Regions from separate parts of the Mus musculus genome. Here regions 2, 3 and 4 are each linked to region 1. The links are chromatin loops, found by intact Hi-C in ENCODE. Cell type or tissue: left cerebral cortex. All regions are shown on one strand.

Evidence for each region. A loop is a pair of places that touch in the nucleus more often than their neighbours do. Peaks named below come from ENCODE experiments on the same cell type or tissue, not always from the same donor. Only the 100,000 strongest peaks of a DNase experiment are listed, where the experiment ranks them.
Region 2: it touches region 1 in a loop (3-fold over the local background); 10 of 42 quality-filtered maps call a loop at or near these places.
Region 3: a loop joins it to region 1, with 2.6 times the contacts of the local background. A loop is called at or near these places in 15 of 42 quality-filtered maps.
Region 4: it touches region 1 in a loop (2.5-fold over the local background); 6 of 42 quality-filtered maps call a loop at or near these places.

Annotation. Positions count from the first base shown.
Region 1 is chr5:143,688,553-143,693,552 of GRCm38, forward strand. It overlaps Cyth3 (cytohesin 3), which reads left to right. Exons shown (of 13, transcript NM_011182.4): 5 at 3,996-4,114. Among named protein-coding and RNA genes, the nearest start is that of Usp42, 41 kb to the right of the region's middle. In left cerebral cortex, no CTCF peak of the experiment used is centred here; DNase peaks (open chromatin) are centred at 2,018 and 2,556; H3K27ac peaks cover 2,506 bases.
Region 2 is chr5:143,621,849-143,626,848 of GRCm38, forward strand. Cyth3 (cytohesin 3) reads left to right here and starts at 599. Exons shown (of 13, transcript NM_011182.4): 1 at 599-825. The coding sequence starts at 792. In left cerebral cortex, a CTCF peak has its summit at 2,246; DNase peaks (open chromatin) are centred at 572, 1,137 and 2,225; H3K4me3 peaks cover 2,961 bases; H3K27ac peaks cover 4,300 bases.
Region 3 is chr5:143,577,904-143,582,903 of GRCm38, forward strand. No RefSeq gene overlaps it. Among named protein-coding and RNA genes, the nearest start is that of Fam220a, 32 kb to the left of the region's middle. In left cerebral cortex, CTCF peaks have their summits at 2,099 and 4,160; DNase peaks (open chromatin) are centred at 2,130 and 4,168.
Region 4 is chr5:143,639,601-143,644,600 of GRCm38, forward strand. The region is part of intron 1 of Cyth3 (cytohesin 3); the gene reads left to right. Among named protein-coding and RNA genes, the nearest start is that of Cyth3, 20 kb to the left of the region's middle. In left cerebral cortex, no CTCF peak of the experiment used is centred here; a DNase peak (open chromatin) is centred at 2,875; H3K27ac peaks cover 640 bases.

The DNA.
Region 1 (5,000 bases):
CACACAAAAGACAAAAAGAAACCAACAAACCCCAAGTCTAAACAAGAAGAGAGTTCTATGAAAAAATGTATTTTAGAAGACCCAAATTCGCTCAGTATATTTTATAAGAAAGGAGAGGAATAAAAACTGCTGAGGTTTTCTAGGTATTGAGAGGCACATACAGGTTTAAATGTCAAGATTTTGGGCTGCCATGAAAAGCAGGGTGAAACTAAGGTTTATACATTTCCAGAAGAAGGTGTGATCATGGCGGGTTTGGTGTGGTCGTGGCGGGTTTGGTGTGATCATGGCGGGTTTGGTGTGATCATGGCGGGTTTGGTGTGGTCATGGCGGGTTTGGTGTGGTCATGGCGGGTTTGGTGTGATCATGGCGGGTTTGGTGTGGTCATGGCGGGTTTGGTGTGGTCATGGCGGGTTTGGTGTGATCATGGCGGGTTTGGTGTGGTCATGGCGGGTTTGGTGTGGTCATGGCGGGTTTGGTGTGGTCATGGCGGGTTTGGTGTGGTCATGGCGGGTTTGGTGTGGTCATGGCGGGTTTGGTGTGATCATGGCGGGTTTGGCGTGGTCATGGCGGGTTTGGCCTGGCTTCAGAGTTTCATGAACTCTTCCTTCCGAAAGACCCGCCCCCAAAAAAATCTCCCAGCTAAGGGATGAGAAGAGTAAGCTGTTGACTTGGCTAAATTACCTAGGTTAGAAGTAATACCAGCAGGGACGGAGAGGCGGTTTAGTGGTCCGAGGTGTGTGGGTTGGAGACTGGCACTCACGGGGTGACTCACATCCACTATGACTCCAGTTGCAGAGAACTTGAAGCCCTTTCTGGCCTTTGTGTGTTTGTGGTGCACAGACACACATGGAGGCAAAGCACATACACAGAAGGACTCACACACCAGCACCTCTCGGGTGAGATGCCCTTAGAGGAAGACTGAAGTGAAGAGAGAGGAAGAGGCACACAGATCACTCACTGCAAGGCCATCCTGGTTCACAAAGTGAGTTCCAGACCAACCAGGGCTTCACAGTAAAACCCTGTCTCAAAAACAAAACAAAACAAAACAAAAAAACAAAAACCTTTTTACTAATGAGACATTTGATTTTTTTTTTTAATGTCTAGTACTCTTTACCTTCTGTAACAAATTACCCCAAACTAGATAACTTAAGACACAGAAATATATCCTCATACAGGAGACAAGGAGTCCAAGCTGAAGGTCCAAGCAAAATACCTTTCAAACTTGAATAGAGAGTCTGTCCAGGCCTCTATCCTAGCTGTAGGTGATTGACAGCGGTGTGCCTTAGCTGTGAACATAGCCTCCAGCCTCTGTGCTTTCTCTCTCTTCTGTGCACATTCCCTTTTACTGTGTAGTCCAGGCTGGCCTAGAACTCAAGATCGTCCTGCCTTAGCCTCTGAAGTGCTGAGGGTGCAGGCATGTGACACTACGTAGTACCTGGCTTAACTGCTCTTTTATGGACATTGATGACTGGACTCAGCAGGCTTGCTCCCATGGCCTCTGCTTCCTTTCTGTATCTCTCTCTGATGGAGACTTTCTTACACCCACTTGCTTGGTATCTGGCTTTTGACTCCATTTGTGCTTAGTCTGCATCAGACATTTCATCACTGAGCAGAGTTTAAAGGAAAAAGATTAGATTGGGCCCATGGTTTTAGAGTCAGGCATGGTCATCGGGATGCTCTGGGCCTGAGGTGGGGCAGAAGATTGTGTGGTAGCAGGTGTGGCAGTGGCCCTTTGCTTGTGGAGGCAGCAAGCAGAGAAAAGCAGCAAGAAGGGGCCAGATAGACCCTTCAGAGACACACAAGAGTTAACATAGGACTGTCAGATTTAAACTGCACGTTGCATGGCCCACAAATTTTAAATGTAAGTCCTGAAGCCTCCTGACGAATTAAGAAACAAAACCCTCAGCCCAGAACAAACTGTACTTGCAGAACGTTGTAGGCCACCTTTCTGGGGCCACTGTTTCTCCGATCCATTCCCCCAGGTATCCCACACGATCACCAAAATTAGGTTTTCCTTTTTTAAGCCTTGCGCAAGCAGAATGAAAATACACCTGCCTGGGGATGGGGAGGCGGCTTCCGTGGCTGTGGAGTTTGCTGTGCACGTTTGAGGACCAGAGATTGAGCCTCCAAACCCACACAAAACCCGAGTAGGCATAGTGGACCCACACTTGAGAGGCAGAGACAGGAAAGCCCTGGTCAAGGTAGCTAAGTAGATAGACTAGGATTGGTAGCTCTGGGTTCAGTGGGAGACCCAGCCTCAACAATTAAAAATGGAGCACAAAGAAGACATGAGAGTAGCGTAGGGCCTCCATGCATGAGCCACATGTGCACATGCACATGCCTGCACCGCGCACACAGCGATCATAATGCATTTACACACGTGTGCTCTTGCGCTGTCTTTTGCTGTGTCCCAGGTCTATGAGCTCTTGTTCATTTTGTTCTCTCCACCCGGTTGCAGTCTTCCATCATCTATCTTTATCTTTTCTCTTACTGGCTGTCTGCTGCTGTATGAAGTTTTTGGGAATGCTAAATATGGCTGCCAGATGGACTGTGGGTGGATGAGGAAGCCACAGCAGGCCTGGGAGTTTCAGCTGGAAAAGCCTCCCTGAGTTTGTAGAAACGCCTCTTGGCACATGGATAGCAGACTCCCAAGTGCTCTCCCCAGCCTGGAATAAGGTAGCTTGGTATAAACCAGCTCTCAAGTTGTGTGAAAGGTGAAGGTTTGCTATTATGGGTCCTGGAAGTCCCGTGAGATGGTGTAGTGCAGCTGATTTAGGCTCGGGACGACCCATTCTCAAAACCGCCAGTGCACTTTGCAGGTTCTTCAAGCAGGCATGTGTTTGCTTGGTGTAAGCTCAGTGGCGGTGTGCCAGTTAACATGTCTTTGGCTTCAGGTAACAAACACACGCACACCCTCCAATTGGTTACACAATGGAATTTATTTTCTCATGTGGATGCTGTGGCAATAAGTGTCTTCCAAGTGACAGGCACAAGATGCTTATCCCAGTCTTTCTCTCTCTCACATGAGGGACGCCGTGGTGCTGTCATGGCATGGACTTCAAGGTGGAAAGAAAGAGGAAAGGCAGTAGAAGCGTGCATCCCTCCAGGCCTCCGTTTATGTCAGCTTGGCCAGGCCTATGTCTTAGGTCATTGAAAAGGGTTGGGTTGGGGCAGAATGGGAAGCCACACAAGCCTGGTAACCTGAGTTCAGCCTCAGGGTGTGACTCTGAAGGCTGTGCACTGTGGCACATACACGACACTCACACATGGGACACACAATCGCAGTGAACAAGGAGGTCATCAGGCAAAGGCCCCACCAAGCCTGAAGCTCTGAGTTCCATCCCCAGGACACCATGGTAAATGCACAGATCCAGTCCATGGCAAGTTGACCTCTGATCATGGCCAGTGTGTGGGCTCACACACATAAGTAAACATAAGTTTACTTATGTTTAATAACTTACAGTTATCTTGTAAAAGGTGGGGAAGGGCTGCTGGAGAGATGGCTCAGCTGCTCTTCCGGACGACTGAGGCCAATTACCAGCACCCACATGGTAGCTCAGACCTTCAGTAACTCCGGTCTCAGAGGATCTGACTCCTCCTTCTGGCCTCTGCAGTTGCCAGGCATGCATGTAGTACACAGACATCCATGCAGGCAAAGCAGTCACATACATAAGACAGAAATACAAGGTTTCCAGAGATTGGTGCTTAGGGGCAGGCATTGGGTTGCCCAGCTGACAGCATCTCTCACCACAGCGAAGTCTGTGCAGCAGGAGCGAGATGTTTCCCTTAGCTTTACAAGTGTGAAGATGATTTTTAACTGCTTGGGTAATACCTGACAAACAGAGTGGCTCCTTCTCGAGTGGATGAAACCAGACCGTGTGCCCTCCTAGGTCTCTGGCATTTTCACTGTGTCTAAACCTGTTGGGTTCTAACTGTGAAAATGGATCGTGAGTGGCCCTCCTGACCTGCATGTTCCATTCCACCTTGTTCCTCAGGGCATTCAGTTCCTAATTGAGAACGACCTGCTGCAGAGCTCCCCAGAGGATGTCGCCCAGTTTCTGTACAAAGGAGAGGGCCTGAACAAGACCGTCATCGGAGACTACCTGGGTGAGAGGTAAGCTGAGGAGGCCCTCAAGCCCCTGAGCTGCGAGCTGAAGGACAGAGGCACTGACCCCAGGTTGCTGGGGGCCGAGTGAGGACAGGGATGGGGACACCCGGGCATTTGGGATCATACGGCACCAAATGTTAAAGTGGACCAAAGCCCTACTTAGGAGGCGTAGGGGTGAACTTGATGATCTGGACAGATGTGCAGCAGAAGCACACAGAGCAGGAGTGGGTGACTGAGAGTCAGGCAGGTCTGTGTCCCATTGGAACCATTCTCTGTCACCAGTGTCATTCCTTCCTGGCCCTCAAAAGAATGTGTGCTGTCTGCAGGTAGGCCCACAAGTATCCCAGCCCTTTCATGGGTCTCTCCCCTGTCACTCGAGGTGACTTTCTCACCTCAGCTAAAGGTCTGTCTGCTGGTGGTTTTAGTTTGTTTGTCTTTGTTGGTTTTTGAGATCAGGACCTGCTGTGTATGTAGCCTAGCCTGGCTTCATGCTTAGATCTATCTCTTCCCTCTGCTCGAAGGGCTGGGATTACTGGGGATCACCAGTCCCTGAAGGGCCGTCTGCTGTGCTTAGCTGGGGCTAGGTGGGAAGACGGTGGCAGCAGGTGCCCACTCCCAATGTTGGGGGCATTTAAAGCCTAACATTGCCTAGTCAGGGCAGGTCTGCTTCTAGTTTATTACTAAAAATACTTGATCTAAAGTAGAACAACTCATGCAGGGAGGTCAGTTAATACCCAAAGAAGACATTGATGAGCCAAAAGCTACAAACAAGCATCTTATGCCTATAGAAATGAACTTTTAAAACAAATTAGCACATCAGACTTATCAGTAAGTGAAGATTATGTACCAAAGGCCTCACGAGTGCCTACACAGCCTCTAGTGACATGGCCGT
Region 2 (5,000 bases), 67 kb before region 1:
TACAAGCATGCCTGATGTGGGTGGAGGTAAGAGTGTGCCAGATAACCGTCATATGAGTGCAGGTGCCCTTGGAGGCCGGAAGTATTGGATCCTTTTTGTAGTCATAGTTACAAGGGTTCTGTGGGTGCTGAGAACCAAACTCTGATTCTCTTCAAGAGCAGCGAGTGCTCTTAACAACAGAACTACATCCCCACACAATTATTACTGTGTGTATGTCATGTGTGGACGCCCACGCATGCTGCGGTCACAGTAAAACTTTATAGTCAGTTCTTTCCTTCTGCCTTTAAGTGGGGGCCACTTGAGCCAATCATCAGCCTTCCTTTTCAGATAGTTTCTCACTCCCTACTCTATGCATTTGCGAGTCGCAGCCCTTAGCCATCAGGTTTTGTAGAGCAGGGCGTCCTCGTGCTCCTGATAGACCCGGCTTCCTCTCCAGGATGCTCTAGAGGGGCAGACAGGAGGTTCGAGGGAGAGTGCTGCGCTGCAGGATCCAAGTCTCCTAGCTAAGCAGCTACTGCAGCTACTGCAAGGCCGGGCGGAGTCTGGTGGGCGGGACCGCTCGGCGTCTAGGCTCCGCCCACACCGACAGGGGAGGCGTGGTTTTGTGTCACGTGATGGCGCCGGAGCAGTGAGGCTCCGCCCGGCCCTCCGTGGAGGCCCGGCCGCGACCCGGGCCGCGCTCGCTGAGGAGCTCTCCGGTTCTCCCCGCGACCACTTCTCTTAGTCCCGGCGTTCAGCCCAGTCGCTCCCGCCGGCTCCGGGCTCGCCGGCTGGCGGGGAGTGGCCTCAAAATGGACGAAGGCGGTGGCGGTGAGGGCGGCAGCGGTGAGTGATGGAGGTGTGGCCGGCTCTCTGGGCGGCCCTGAGGCCGAGGGTCGCGCTGTTGAGAGCCCAGGCTTGAGACGTGGGGCCGGGTGTCGGGTGGGGTGGCGGCGACCGTGGGGAGGTGCGCGGGGTAAGGCGGGGACTCGGGCTTCGCTGCCCTGGTGAGAGGACATGTCGGAGACCGCGGGGTCGTCGCCCAGCGCGGTCGCGGGTCGCGGGTTCGAGGCCGGGGTCTCCGCAGCACAGCTCCAGGTCGCCTTTCTGAGATGGGGCCACTCTGCGGGGCGACCTTCCCAGCGTCTCATTGCCAAGGGCGTCCACGCCCTCCCTAGCCCAGCTGTTTCGGACGGGCCCCTCTCCTTTTCAGCTCTCCTCAGGTGTCTGGAGCTTGGGAGCTCCTGGATGGGGAGGGGAAAGTTTTCAATTTGGAGGACTCGGAGGGCCCGGAGGGTGGGGTGGATCGGTCGGGGGAGAGGAGGAAGGTTGGAAGTCATGACCACGTCTCTGATTTTTAGATCAGAAGTACTCATTGGGAATGGCTTAAAGGACATGAGGGGCAGGCAGCTCCAGTCCAGGTCTGAGTATGCATTTTTTTATCAAATAGAAAAGAAAAAATGCTACAGAGAAGGGGTCGGGTGTAAAAATAAAAAGGGGGCCAAATAGCACAAATGATAGAATCATTGTCTAGCATGCCCAGGACGCTGAGTTTGATCCCCAACACCACCAAATGGAAAATATAATTAAGAAATTAAAGGGGTCAGGTGGGATTCCTTTAAAGCCGAGGGTGGGATGCGGGAGCCACAGCAGCGAGACTGTTAGACTCCTGGACAGGTGCCTGTGACAGACACCCTTCCAGAGGTGGGCTATCAGTTCTCCGTGTTGCTCAGGCTGTATGTATGTGCCTGACTTTGAGTTCCACCCTGCTGCAAATGAGCCGGTTGCAAATTACTCAACGGAGTACAGATTCCTGTTGTGTCATTTCATGAATTTGGTTTCCCAAAACATCAAGAGTCACCGTTTGTGGAGTGGGACTTTACTTGAAGTAAGCAAAGGGTTAATAATGTACCCGTCATTTTTTACCCAAACACCCCAAGTTGAAGCTGTCTGGACTTTGAGGAACGATCTTCCTTTTTTGCTGACAGAATGATCAGAATCCCATGTAATAAGGGAGTGTTTAGGGGGAAAAAGAAGTCTTAATTACAGGCTGCTGGAGCAGCTGCCTGTAAGAATCAGCAGTATTGAAGACTTCCTCGTGAAGTGGTTAATCAAGGTGCCTTCTAGAATTCCAGAGCTTCTCAGATTTTTTTTTTTCTTCCCTGTGAAAGAGACGAAGTGGCTGGGCTGTAGGAAGTTGGCACTCCTCGTGGCATTTGCCAAGTTCAGTTCTCATAGTAAAAGCCAGGGGTAGCACAGTGGCATCGAGTGGGTGTTTTGTTTATGAAAAGAAAGAACCCAGTTGCAAACCCTCCTACATACCGGCTGCCGGTCTGGAGGCACTGGGTCCCTGAGGATGCCTTGCCTTTCGCCTATAGCACAGTCTGACATTGTCGTTTAGAAAAAAAGACAGTGGCAATTTGACATTGGGATCTAGGAAGCTAGCTGAGCTGGCGATTGCTCTGCAGGTGCTACACAGTCTGTTGAGTCAACACGTGGCTGAGCTGAAGGTAAAAGCAGATACAGTGGGGAAAACTTAGAAACCAGTGTGTTTCAGCAGTTCATAGAATTTAGAAGTATAGTAAAGGTCAATATTAAAGTGTCAAAAAGGCTTAAAGCTATCTCTGGACTATCAATATCTCTGGGTATATCAATATACCAGAGGATGTTAAAATTAAAAAAGATGTTATATTCAATGATACTGTATTCCATGGTAAAAAGTTTAAAAATGAGAAACAGTAACGGCTGTCAGGTAAGATTACTTCAGGGAGACATTACAAGTAATGCGGACAGCTGGAGTTGACTCTTGGGGAGCCACATGGGAACTGACGCCCACAGTTGTCTTCTGACCTCCTTAGGCAAGCAGCAACAAGCTTGTGCACACACACAATCTTAAAAAGTAACCAAGAATAAGCAGTTATTTTGTACATTCTGGTCTAAACAGTGTAAAGACTGCTATCATTATGGATTTTTCTTGAATAATAACACATGCTTTCAAATTTGAAAAAAAAAACCCTCAGCTTATGAAAGATGTGGATATTCTAAACATACAGGGTGATTTAATTCACCTTCCTGGAACATTTGACAATGAAGAGATTTATTGATTTTTTTTTTTCTACTGAAATGCCAGACAGTGTGCTATATGATAGGAAACAGCTTTTTAATTTTTATTGATTTAGCTTATCAAAAAAAATCTTTCCTCCTCACATTATGGAAAGATACTTAGGGATGCTTTTGGCAGTCTTAGAGCTTCGAACCCAGTGAAAATCTCTCACAACTTAAACATGTGAGTTACTGTATACTTACTGTGTGAACTTGGTGGCCTCTGTGTGACCCTTTATCTGTGGAGATTTGAAGTTCACATAGAGTTCTTGTAGTTATCCCATTTCCATTTTCAAAACAGCTGCTTTGCTTAGAGAAAAGATTTTGTTTTGTTCTGTTTTGTTTTTGTTGGCCCTTTGATAAAACTGTTGCAGTTGCAGGCAGTTACAAAGCATAGCATTATTTGGCATATCATTAGAGTATAGGAGAGCCTTTAATCTACATCTGGGACCCCTGTTTCAGCTTTCTTAGAAGATTAAAAAAAAAAAAAAGCTAAATTTATTCAAATAGACCAAAAGTGATTGGAAAGATTTTCTTTATTGTTACTGTGTTGATCAGGCAAAAAGGACTTCAGAAATTGTAGTTTTTATAACTGAACTTTTTGTCCAGGCTTGAATTATTTGTTCTTTGCCGTGTGCGATAAGGAAAGGATGGCGCAGGAATGGCTGGAGGGCGGTTACCAGGAGGAACGAGTGGGGGTACAAGATTACAGGAACACATTGTTCCTTGTAGTGTGTGCAGAGTGTAGTTAAGGTGTTTTCCCTTCCAGAGTATCTAGCACAGTTCTTGAACTAGGCCTCTACTGGCTAGTTTGGCCTTGTACCGTTGCCAGATGCATGTTTCTGAATGTGCCGCTGGGACCGATGAGGTGATGGGTCTGACTTGTACCCGCTGCAGCTCCCGTCTGTGTGGGTGCAGGCGCAGTTTGTGCTCAGGCGCTCTGAAGTTCAGGGAACTCAATAACCAGGAAAGCAAAGCTGGGTTGAGAGCACCACTTTGACCTATCAGTCAAGTGCTAAGCCTGAAGTTCGAAAACACTGTTGGTAAGGCCTTTAGCCTTTGCCGGCGGCACTGCAAATTAGTCACAGCTCTCAGGAAGGGTTAATGTACCCTGCCTGGGTCCTGTTGGCTCAGATCTGTTTCTTGCTCTTGCCTTGGGGAGGGACCGTGACCTGCAGGTGTATTTCCCAGACATTCTGTGAGTGGTCTTGCCGGCTGGGTTTGGCCAGTGGGAGCTACTGGGGAGTTTGGAAGCTGAAGGAAGGAGAACCTAGGTTCTCGGGTAAGGTTCTTGCCCCAGGCCGCGTCTCTGCAGCTGCTCCTCCTTTATTCTTGCTCCTGCTCCTGCCACAGGGTCTCTGCTTCTAACTCCTGGCTTTCCTAAGCTCCGAGCTCTGGAAATGCCTTCTGTCTTCAAACTCCCAACAGAAGGGAGATCTGGTGGCTCCTCCTGGTCTCTGCGTTGTCTTACTGTTTCCTGTTTTTCTGTCACATGCGTAACCAATTCCCTAGGCCAATTTCCCTCTACTTCAGAGCCTTAAAGAGATGGCTGTTTACCCTGTTTAGACCCTGATATCTATGGGAAATGCAGGACACTATCTTTTAAAATCACACTGTAAGTCCTCAGACCCAACTGTGCAGTTCTAGGAATTTAATGTGGGAATACATTTGTGTTTGTGTGAGGCAATAAAAGCAAAAGATTATTCATTGCCTTGAATGTCTTATCAGCATAAGACTCGGGAGAATAAATTCTTAATATAGGGGATGGTGACTCCGAAGCTACAGAGTTGAGGAAAGAGGCAACTGAGTTGATACAGACACACCTCCATGATGTTTTGCTAAACTACAGAAGCAAAGTACGAAAATATAAATTGTGTGCTAGTTTCTGGGTTTTGTTTTTTTTTGTTTTTTAAGGAAGT
Region 3 (5,000 bases), 110 kb before region 1:
ATTTTCTCTTTGATGCTTCAAGTGATACATTGTAAATTCTGTTGTCTTTGGTCTTATTTATTTGTTGGGGTGTGGGAGGCACATGTGGAAATCACAGGACAATTGCTGGAGTCAGTTCCTTTCTACCATGTGGATCTGGGGCATCCGACTCAGGTCATGGGGCTTGGTGGAAAGCACTTTTACTGCCTGAGCCACCTTGCTGGACCTCATTACAAGTTCTAATATAAACAATGATCCTCTTACTTATGATGACAAATGGAGAAATATGCACTAATTGTTTTAGCTACTAAGTGGGAGTTTTACTGAGAAGATTTAGGGTGAAAAATGAAAGCTTGTTTGCTTCCGTGTGCTCACCTTGATTCCTGCACTCATAGAATGGCTCAGGCCCCCCGCCTAGGGGATGGTGACGCCTATACTGGACTAGGACTTCCCACATCAACTAACTTAAGACAGTCCTTCACAGACATGCTCACAGGTCAACCCAAGGTAGACAATCCCTCATGAAGACTCTCATCCCAGCTGGGTGGAGAAACTCAGAAGGCAGAGGCAAATGGGTCTCTGTGAGTTCCAGGACAGCCAGGGATACACAGTGAAACCTTGTCTTGAACAAAATCAAAACAAACAAACACTCATCCCAGGAGATTCTAGGTTGTATTAAGGTGACAAAGCTGACCATGGCAATACCCTATAGATCTGTAGGATCTATGTCTATGGGTGGGGCCTTCTATCTCTCAATGCTCAGTTCCTCACAGGAAATGACACCTGAAGGGTCTGTTGTATGATCCAAGGACCTCCCACAAGACCCAGTCTTAAAACATGTGCCACTTCCCACTGCCACTATTCTGGAGGCCAACTCTCCAATACATGCGCTTTTGGAGACTAATAACATCTAAATAACAGCTCGTGAGAATGTGTCACACAGACTCAAGACTGTCAGCTCCTATGTTTGTTACTGCAGGGATCCCCGGGGGCAAGATCACAAAGGAGACAGACATGTACACCCAGGGTCAGCCTCAGCTGATCTCTCAGCAGCATCTCCTTCAATGCTGTGTTCATGCTTTCCTTATTTGCCAAGTCCAGGCTGCACCAGGTACAGTGGCACATGTCTGTAAGACTAGGATCTCTCTAGACAGGAGGATTGCACATTTGAAGGCACTCTGGGCTACGTAAGGAAGCTTGTCTTACTTAGGGTTTCTGCTGCTGGGATAAAACACAAGGCCCAAAAACAACTTGGGGAGGGGAGGGTTTACTTCAGCCAATAGTTGTACATCACAGTCCACCATTAAAGGAAGTCATGGCAGGAACTCAAACAGGGCAGCAACCAGGAGGCAAGAGCTTATGCAGAGGCCCTGAAGGAGTGCTACTTACATGACTTTCTCAGCCTGTTTTCTTACAGAACCCAGGACCATCAGCCCAGGGATAGTGTCACCACATTGAGCAGGACCCTGCCATGTCAGTCATCAATCAAGAAAATGTACCACAGGCCAGTCTAGTGTGGACACTTTCTCAATTGAGGTTCCCTCTTCTAAAATGACTCTAGCTTGTGTCAAACAGACATAAAACTAGCTAGGACAGAGGGCCTTATACTGGGAATGTAGCTCAGTGGTAGAGCCCCTGCCTAAAATCCCCAAGTGAAGGGCTGGGGGCATGGCTCAGTGGTAGAGCTCCTGCCTAGAATCCCCCAGTGAGGGACTGGGGTTGTGGCTCAAGTCTCAGACAGCCTACCTAGCATATGCAAAGACCTGTGTTCCATTCACTATAACACACACACACCCCACTTGCACATGTCTGCACACTCCTGCCTGTGTGCACGCGCACGTGCACATACACAGATATTGTACTATCATCCTCCCAGAGTCAATGCAAAGATTAAGTGAGAAGACCGAGGCACATCCATGTACTAGACACAGGCTGATTTGGTCTCTTCCCCTTCTCTAATCTTGAGGGTCAGGATGACATCCTCAAGCTTGTAAGAATGTGGAGCCATCCAGGGAGGGGAGAACTTACCGTACTCACTCTTGTCCTTTCAGCGTGAATGGGGAACAAGAGATGAGTCATATCTGCGACCAACTCAAGCGAAACTGCATTCAGCATCTGGCCACAAGGGAAGTGCAGATTGCATGTACTAGACTGGCTATCACCCGAGAGTCATGGGAAGCTTGGGGGAGGATGTAGAGAAATTGGAGCCCTGGGATGCTGTTGGTGGGAATGTGGGGGCTGTTGCTGCATTGGGGAAACAGCTTGGTGATTCCTCAGAGAGTTACACACAAGACTCCGTGATCTGGAGTTACAGGACATTGTGAGCTGCCCAGTGTGTGTACTGGGAACCTAACCTGAGTCCTTTGACAGCAAGTGCTCTCAGCTGTAGAGCCATCTCATCAGCTCCATGATCTTGGAGCTTTCTGCCTCCAGAGTGGCGAGAAACAAATGGCTGTGCTTTGTCTGTATTCTTGTTTTCTGTGTTTGGATGCTTTGCCTGTAGTATGTCTGTGCACCCATGTGCGTGCTTGATACCCGTGGAGGCCAGAGGAGGGCATCAGATCACCTGGAACAGGAGTTAGGATGGTTGGGGGCTGCCGTGTAGGGGCTGGGACTGGAACCCAGTTCTTCTGTAAAAGTGGGCAGTGCTCTTCACTGCTGAGCCATCTCCCCAGCCCCAAATGCTACCTACTTTGGCCAGAGGATGTCGTTCAGTGACAGAGAGTTTGCCTAGCATATGTGAGACCTGGGGTTGGAGCTCCAAAACCTGAAAGGGAAGAAGTGTGTAAATGAATGACAGGGAGCTGGGATGAGTCAGTCTCAAGCACTTGCTGTGCAAACCTGGGGACCTAAATTTGGGCCCTAGAACCCGTGTGCGAAAGCCAGGTGTGTTGCACTAGAGAAGCAGACAGGAGGATCCCTGGGGCTAAGCGGCCAGCCAGCCTAGCCTTCTTGACCATAAACAATGTAGATAAAGCCATGGGAACAACACCTGAGGCTAAGCTCTGGCCTGCATAAGCAGGTGTGTGTGTGCAAGACACAGACACACACAGACACACACACACACACACACACACACACACACACACACACACACACTGAGAGAAGTGGGATTCAGGGTATGGATCAGTGGGTTGGTCAGCAGGGTAAGTCCCCTACCTGATACCTAGTAAGAATGGGGAATTCATATATGCTACAACTCCCATGAATTCTGGAAGCATGTAGAGAGGCTAGACATAAAGGTCACCGATTGCATAATTGTGCTCATATGAAATGTCAGGCAAAGTGGCTCTACACAGACGGCAAATAGGACAGTGGTTGCCAGGGACTGGGGCAAGGTTCAGAGGACTAAGGGGGAAAGATGAGTAAGATTCAGGGGATTTTTTGGGGAGGGGGGTGATGAAAAAGTTGAGGGTAGTGACAGTAATGCTGTTTGCTTAACTCAATGCACATGTGACAAGATATTGAGTTGTGGACTTTTTGTTACTGAGAAGGGATCTGTTGTAGCCCAGGGTGGCCTGACATTTGCTATGGTTGTAGCTGAAGCTTGACTTGAACTCTTGATCTCCCCACCTCTTTCTCCTAAGTGTTGAGTTCAGAGGCAGGTACCACTGCACCTAGATTATACTATACCCACTGAGCCACGCCCCAGCCCCTCACTGGGGGATTCTAGGCAGGGGCTCTACCACTGAGCCACACCACCAGCCCCTCACTGGGGGATTCTAGGCAGGCACTGTACTGCTGAGTCACACTCCCCAGCCTGTATTTCCTTTTGAGTGGTATGTTACAATTGAACATATTTATAAGGGGCAGGGTAACATTTTGCTTCATATATACAATATATCTGCATCAGCCTTGGTCTTTGTACTAGATCAAAGTAAGCTAAGAGCTGGTTAGCTTTTGGGTCTTGAGATTCCTCAACTCCAGAAGGGTCTTTTGGTCCCATCGTGCCTGGCCTATGCTTTGCTGTTCCTTAAGGGCTTATTTTTAGCTGCTTGCTGGGACCCATTTTGAGGTAAGCCACTGGCTACTTGCACAGCACTTTTATTTTTTTATTTTTTTGGACTGATCATTGCTATTCCACCAGAGTAGAAGCTCTAAGGCAGAAACATTTCCTTTTTAAGGCGGTGATTCTCTAGCAGTTCAAAGCCTAATCCAAAAGATTAGCAAAAATAGCCAGTTGCTAAATAGCGCCAACGTGGGAAATGCAGGCGATAGATTCGTTGCTCTGAGAGGAGCAGAAACAGAAAAGGAGGATCGCTGTGAGCCGCTCTGAGGAGTGAATTCCCTGCTAGAGCGGAATTTTCTATTTTTAAGCAGAAAGTTAACCTTCATCAATGATAAATGAAGCACACCTGAGCCCAAACTGTATGCCACTCCACACCCTTTCTCCTATTTGATTTAAGAGGTAGCTTTGCTCGGGGCAGTAGTGGCGCACACCTTTGGTCTCAGCACTTGTGAGGTAGAGGCAGGCAGATTTCTGAGTTTGAGTCCAGCCTGGTCTACACAGTGAATTCCAGGACAGCCAGGACGACACAGAGAAACCCTCTTTTGAAAAAAAAAAAAAAAAAGGAGGAGGGGAGAAGTAGCTTTGCTGGGTGTGGTGGTGCATGCCTGTAGCCTTAGTGCTAAGGAGTCTGAGGGAGGAGGTTCTTGGCTTAGAGATGTTCAAGCAACATAGTAAACTCAAGGTCAGCTTGTACTCTGAGACTCTGTATCACACAAAACCAAAAACAAGCAAAAAAAAAAAATGGGGGGGGGGCATGTTGTAGGCATAATTCTGTGGTAGAGCACCTGCCTAGAATCCCCCAGTGAGGGGCTGGGGGCGTGGCTCAGTGGTAGAGCCCCTGCCTAGAATCCCCCAATGAGGGGCTGGGGGCGTGGCTCAGTGGTAGAGCCCCTGCCTAGAATCCTCCAGTGACATGGTTCAATGACAATACTTGCCTAAAATGCCCCAATGAGTATTCTAGGATTTAACTAGCATGCACAAAGTACTGAGTTTCATCTCCAGAACTGAAAGA
Region 4 (5,000 bases), 49 kb before region 1:
GCTTGCGTAGCATGACAGAATTCATATATTCCATCCCTAGTGCTATGGAAACTGGATGTGGGGGTACAGACCTATCATGCCAGTGTGGGGAGCGGTTGGGGTGGGATATGGAGGTGGAGGTAGGAAGGTTAGGAGTTTAAAGTCACCCTCAGTTATACAGAGAGGTCAAGACCAGCCTGGGTTATATGAGACACTTGTCTCAGTTTTTACAAACGTTGAACTATCAGCACTGTCCCAGTTTTAGAAAATTTTTATCATCTCACAAGTCTGTCCTTACCTCCAACAGTCTCTCCATCTGGCAACCACTTATCTACTCCATTTCATATTAGTGTGGTTGTAGACCACAGGGCCTTTGTGCTCCACTCCTTTCCCCTGGCAGATTCATTTATGCTGTGGCAGGTTGCAGTGTCCCAGGCTCATGCAAGTTATAGACGCAGCAGCCAGCACCGTGCGACTCCTGTGAGGAGCTGATTGGTTTGAGCTTTGCGAGTGGTGGGAGTCTGCTCGCCTTGTGTCCTCGGTGTGTGTTGTGCTTGAACTTGTGGCTGGTCTATTATCCTGAAGGCTTTTAGATTTGCTTGAATTTTTGTCACATTGACAAATGTTGAAGTGCAGGGCTAGAGAGATGGCTCAACTGTTGAAAGTACTTGTTGTACAAACATGAGTTAAATTAAATTAAAGCTGGATAGGCACCTGTAATTCCAAGCCTGGGGACTTGAGACAGGCAGAGAAAGTCCTTGTTGTTCAGCCAGTCTAGTGAAAAGGCAAGCTCTGGGTTCATCAGAGTTTGTACCAAAGAGTAAGGCAAGGGGCCGATGCATGGCTTGGTGGGCAAGCGTGCCTGGTGCCCAAGTCTGAGAAACTGAGGTCAGTTTCTGGAACTTATGGAAGAAAGCTGGCGCAGTGGCAAGCAAGCACCCTTAATCCCAGCACTGCCCTGTGAGATGGGAGGCAGAGTCAGGAGACTTGTGCACACGTTCTCTATCCAGCTGACCTGCAGAAACAAGTGAGGGCCTACCTCAGCAAGTGAGGAGGTGAGAACCAATTCCCGAAAGTTGTCCTCTGACTTCCACAGACAGGCCATGGGGTGCCCCTTCCCTACCCCAATAAAAAGAGTGAAGAGTGATGGGGAAGCCCAGTGCACATGAGAGTACACAAGAGAAGATGCAGTTGTGTTTTAGGTAGGCATCACTACACGTGGAGCAGGACTGTGGTCGTGTCCTCTCGGTGTGTATGGGCAGCAGTAGCATGTGAGGCAGAAGCAGGTTGTCTGGAAGGTGTTTACTCTGAAGGCCAGTGCATAGATACAAGAAGCTGAGCTAAATGAACAGAGCTGTGGGAGATCTATTTCTGAGGGACATTGGATGCCAGACCGTCAGCCCCTGTTCACTCTGAAGTTCTGACAGATAGCAAAGTTAAAAACAACTCCCAACAGGACAGGCTAGGAAAAGGGGATGGGGCAGGTAGTGAGATGGTTGCATTGTAAGTAAATTCTGGATAGCTATTGTATAGCATGGTGACTGCTTAGTACTGTATCATATACTTGAAATTCATCAGTTTTAGTTTTTATCACATTTGGTAACTGTTGGAGGTGGCCATTTTAATTGGCTTGAATGATAATCATCTCATGATATGTATGTATATCAAATAGCTCTTTGAAACAGAGTATCGTTTTATAGATTAGACCTAACTTGGACTCACATAGAGTCCACTGCCTCTACCTCCAGAGATTAAAGGTGCATGGCACTACACCCCTCTGATACATAGGACTTCATTGGCAGTTATGCTATAGTTTAAGTGGAGACAAATTCAAGGACAGACCCTTTTGTAGAGAGGGAGAGTTAAGCTGTTAGAAGGAACAAGACATTGGAAACCTACCAACACATCACACAGAATGAGGGTTATTTTTTGAGGGAGTTCTTTTGTAGCCAAGATGGGCTTTGAATTGATACTTCTGCCTCCCCCCAGAGTGTTGGGATGATGATCTGTGGCACCACCATGCAGTGTGAGAATGGGCGCAGTGTGGGAATGGGCGTTTAGAAGAAGCAGGAAAGGCTCTTGGCAGCCTCTTGCAGGGCTATGCTTGTGCAAGGGCAGCCAGTGTGGGAATTGTTTCACACACAAACTGGATTCAAAAGGCCATCTGGAAGCCATTGTGCCCCAATGTTCCCCAGACTCTTCCCTCCGTTTGCACCTTTTCCTCTTTAGTAAGGGCATAGTTGATAGATATTTATTCTTAGGCAAACATTTCTCTATGAAAGTTGAGTTCTCTGTCTAGAGGGGAATTGGGGCTCTCTGGACATATCCTGAGAACCCAAATAAAGTTGCTTATTTTTATTTTTGCCTTCTGAGGGCTTCTGAGCTTGTCAGACTTTATCTCACCTTTCACCATGATGGAAGGTAGTGTCTAGGCTTTGCTTATGAACCCCAAAGTTAATGTACTTTCTCAACTCAAAATGCAAACCTTAAGAGGGAATCTACTGAGGGAAGACACTTGCCTACAACACTGAAGGATGCCACATCGCTAATGGTATCTCACTTTTAAATGTGTACAGACAACAAGGATATCCAGATGGGTGGAAAAACCCATTAGCATGAGAGAGATTTAATTCAAAATATTTTTAGAAAGAATAGCTGACGCCAAAAGAAAGAGAATTGAAAAGATGGAAGAACACTTTAAAACATGATCATTGGCAACTTACATGGGGTGAGTGAATAGGTGCTGGAGTTCCCCTGACTTCAGTCTTCCTGCCTCCTGAATCAGCAGCTTCTGATAGAAGTGACTGAGAGGAAAGAGAGTGAAAAGCTGAATCATAATAGGTGGGATCGGGTGAAGAAATACCAGGGCCTGACTCATTTACTGTTTCCTAAGCATTCAGTGCTGCGAGAAACAATGTAAACTGTGATATGGGCTCTGCTAATTTGGGAAGTAGGAAAAAGCCTGGATGATGGATCCCAAGTGAGTTCAGACAGCCAGGGGTGGATTTGTTCCTGCACAGTAATTAACATCAGGAGCTGCTGGACTGGGAGGCCATTGGACACATGTGCACTCCATATGCTCAGACGTACTAAGGCTGCTGCCTCCACGCTGCAGTCTCTCCCCTGGAGCAATGGGCAGCAATCCAGCCACCTGGAGTGGAAACCAGGTCAGAGTTAGGTACAGACATCAGGATCCAGAATCAACAGGATGGGTTTATCCTAGGAGACTCTGACAAAATGTCTGAGGGGTGAAGCTGGACTACCCCAGGAGTGCTCCTGTGGTTGAGGTGTGCACAGCCCCTCCTGCTCACACATGCGAGGTAGAAAAGTAAAACAAAACAAACCCAGCCAAACTTGGCGGTGTTACAAGCAGGGCCAGCCACTCTGTTTGGGGGTGGGTGGGGAAGCTCGGGCTTGGAAGCCATTGTTCAATAATAATAGCAACAGCTTGCTGCCAAAATAAAATGAAGGGGGATACAGATTCTGAAATGTGATTATGAGAGAAAATGAACTATAAAAACTTGAAGAAAATTTTAGGTAAAATGTAATTTTGTTGATTTTAAAGGGGATCCCAGCACTCGGGAGGCAGAGGCAGGTGGATTTCTGAGTTCGAGGCCAGCCTGGTCTACAGAGTGAGTTCCAGGACAGCCAGGGCTACACAGAGAAACCTTGTCTCGAAAAACCGAAAAAAAAAAAAAAAAAAGTTAAAGGGGGTGGGGATAGGGAGAAGGCTCAGTAGTTGAGAGTGCTTACTGCTCTTGCAAGGTTCCTAGCACCCTCTTCCCATGACTCCAGGGGATCCACTACCCTCTTCTGGCCTCATAGCCACTGCATACGCATGACACGGGCATGCTTGTGTGCATATACATACACACACACACACACGACAGAGATGAAAAAGGCCATAGGCCAAGTTGAAAACTAGTTTATTGAGATGAGAGACAGAATTATGAAGTGAAATGAATAAGCCAAGAGAAAGAAAATACGATTACTAAATGCATTTGCAGAATTTTAAACTCTACTAGGATCTGTGAGGAAGAAAACTGGCCATGTGGCACATAAATTAGTGCTGTGATCTAAATAAGTATTGTTCCTGAGAAGATACCAAAACAAAATGGAAACAGTAATCAGAGGTACAATGGAGAAAGTCTTTGACTTGAAAGAAAAACACCAGATGCTTTTGTCTATTCAGTGGGCTTATTCTGCGTTAGCTGAAATAGTAGTAAGAAAGACATATCAGGATAAAGGACCCAAAACAGCCCAACTAAAGCAAGTGTGTGTGTGTGTGTGTGTGTGTGTGTGTGTGTGTAGGTTACCTAGGAAGGGGGAAGTCAGGATGCTTTTAGACTTTCCTACAATATTGTTGGATAGAGTAAGACTGAAAGTTTTTAGGAGAAAGATTGTATCCAAGAATCAATCACCCTCATTGCTAACTTGTAAAGACAACAGAAAGGAGTTCTCTGAATCTACAAAGAAGGGAGAGCTAGGAGTGTGGGAGCCAGCTCAGTCCACGAAAGCTGCTGTGTAGACACGAGGAGCTGAGTCTTATCCCCAGCACGGACGCGGAAAGCCAGGTGTGGAGCATCCATCAGTAGCCCAGCGCTGGGGAACAGAGAAGCCCTGGAACTCATTGGTCTACCGCCATCTGTCTCAGAAGTAAGACCAAGAGCGAAAAGAACGCACACTACATCGACCTCTGGATTCTTGCACACATGCACACGCAAAGGGTAGAGGTAGCATGTGGCCTCAGTGGGAGCTCACCTATCCTTGGACAGGCACCAGAGTGTCCTTTCTGTTCAAGGATGTGATGTCATTTAGGAGTTTTTCTGTAAAAAGAGACAATGTTTTCATAGTAGACCCTCAACTAAAAGACTTAATTGGTGTGCCTGAAACCAGCTTCCAGAGAGCCTGAAATGGGAGCATTCAGGGTCAGCCTGGCAACAGAGGAAGGGTCTGTCTTATTAATGGCAAAAAAGGTGAAAGAACTTAAATGAGAAAGCTGTGATATTGAAACCAAAACA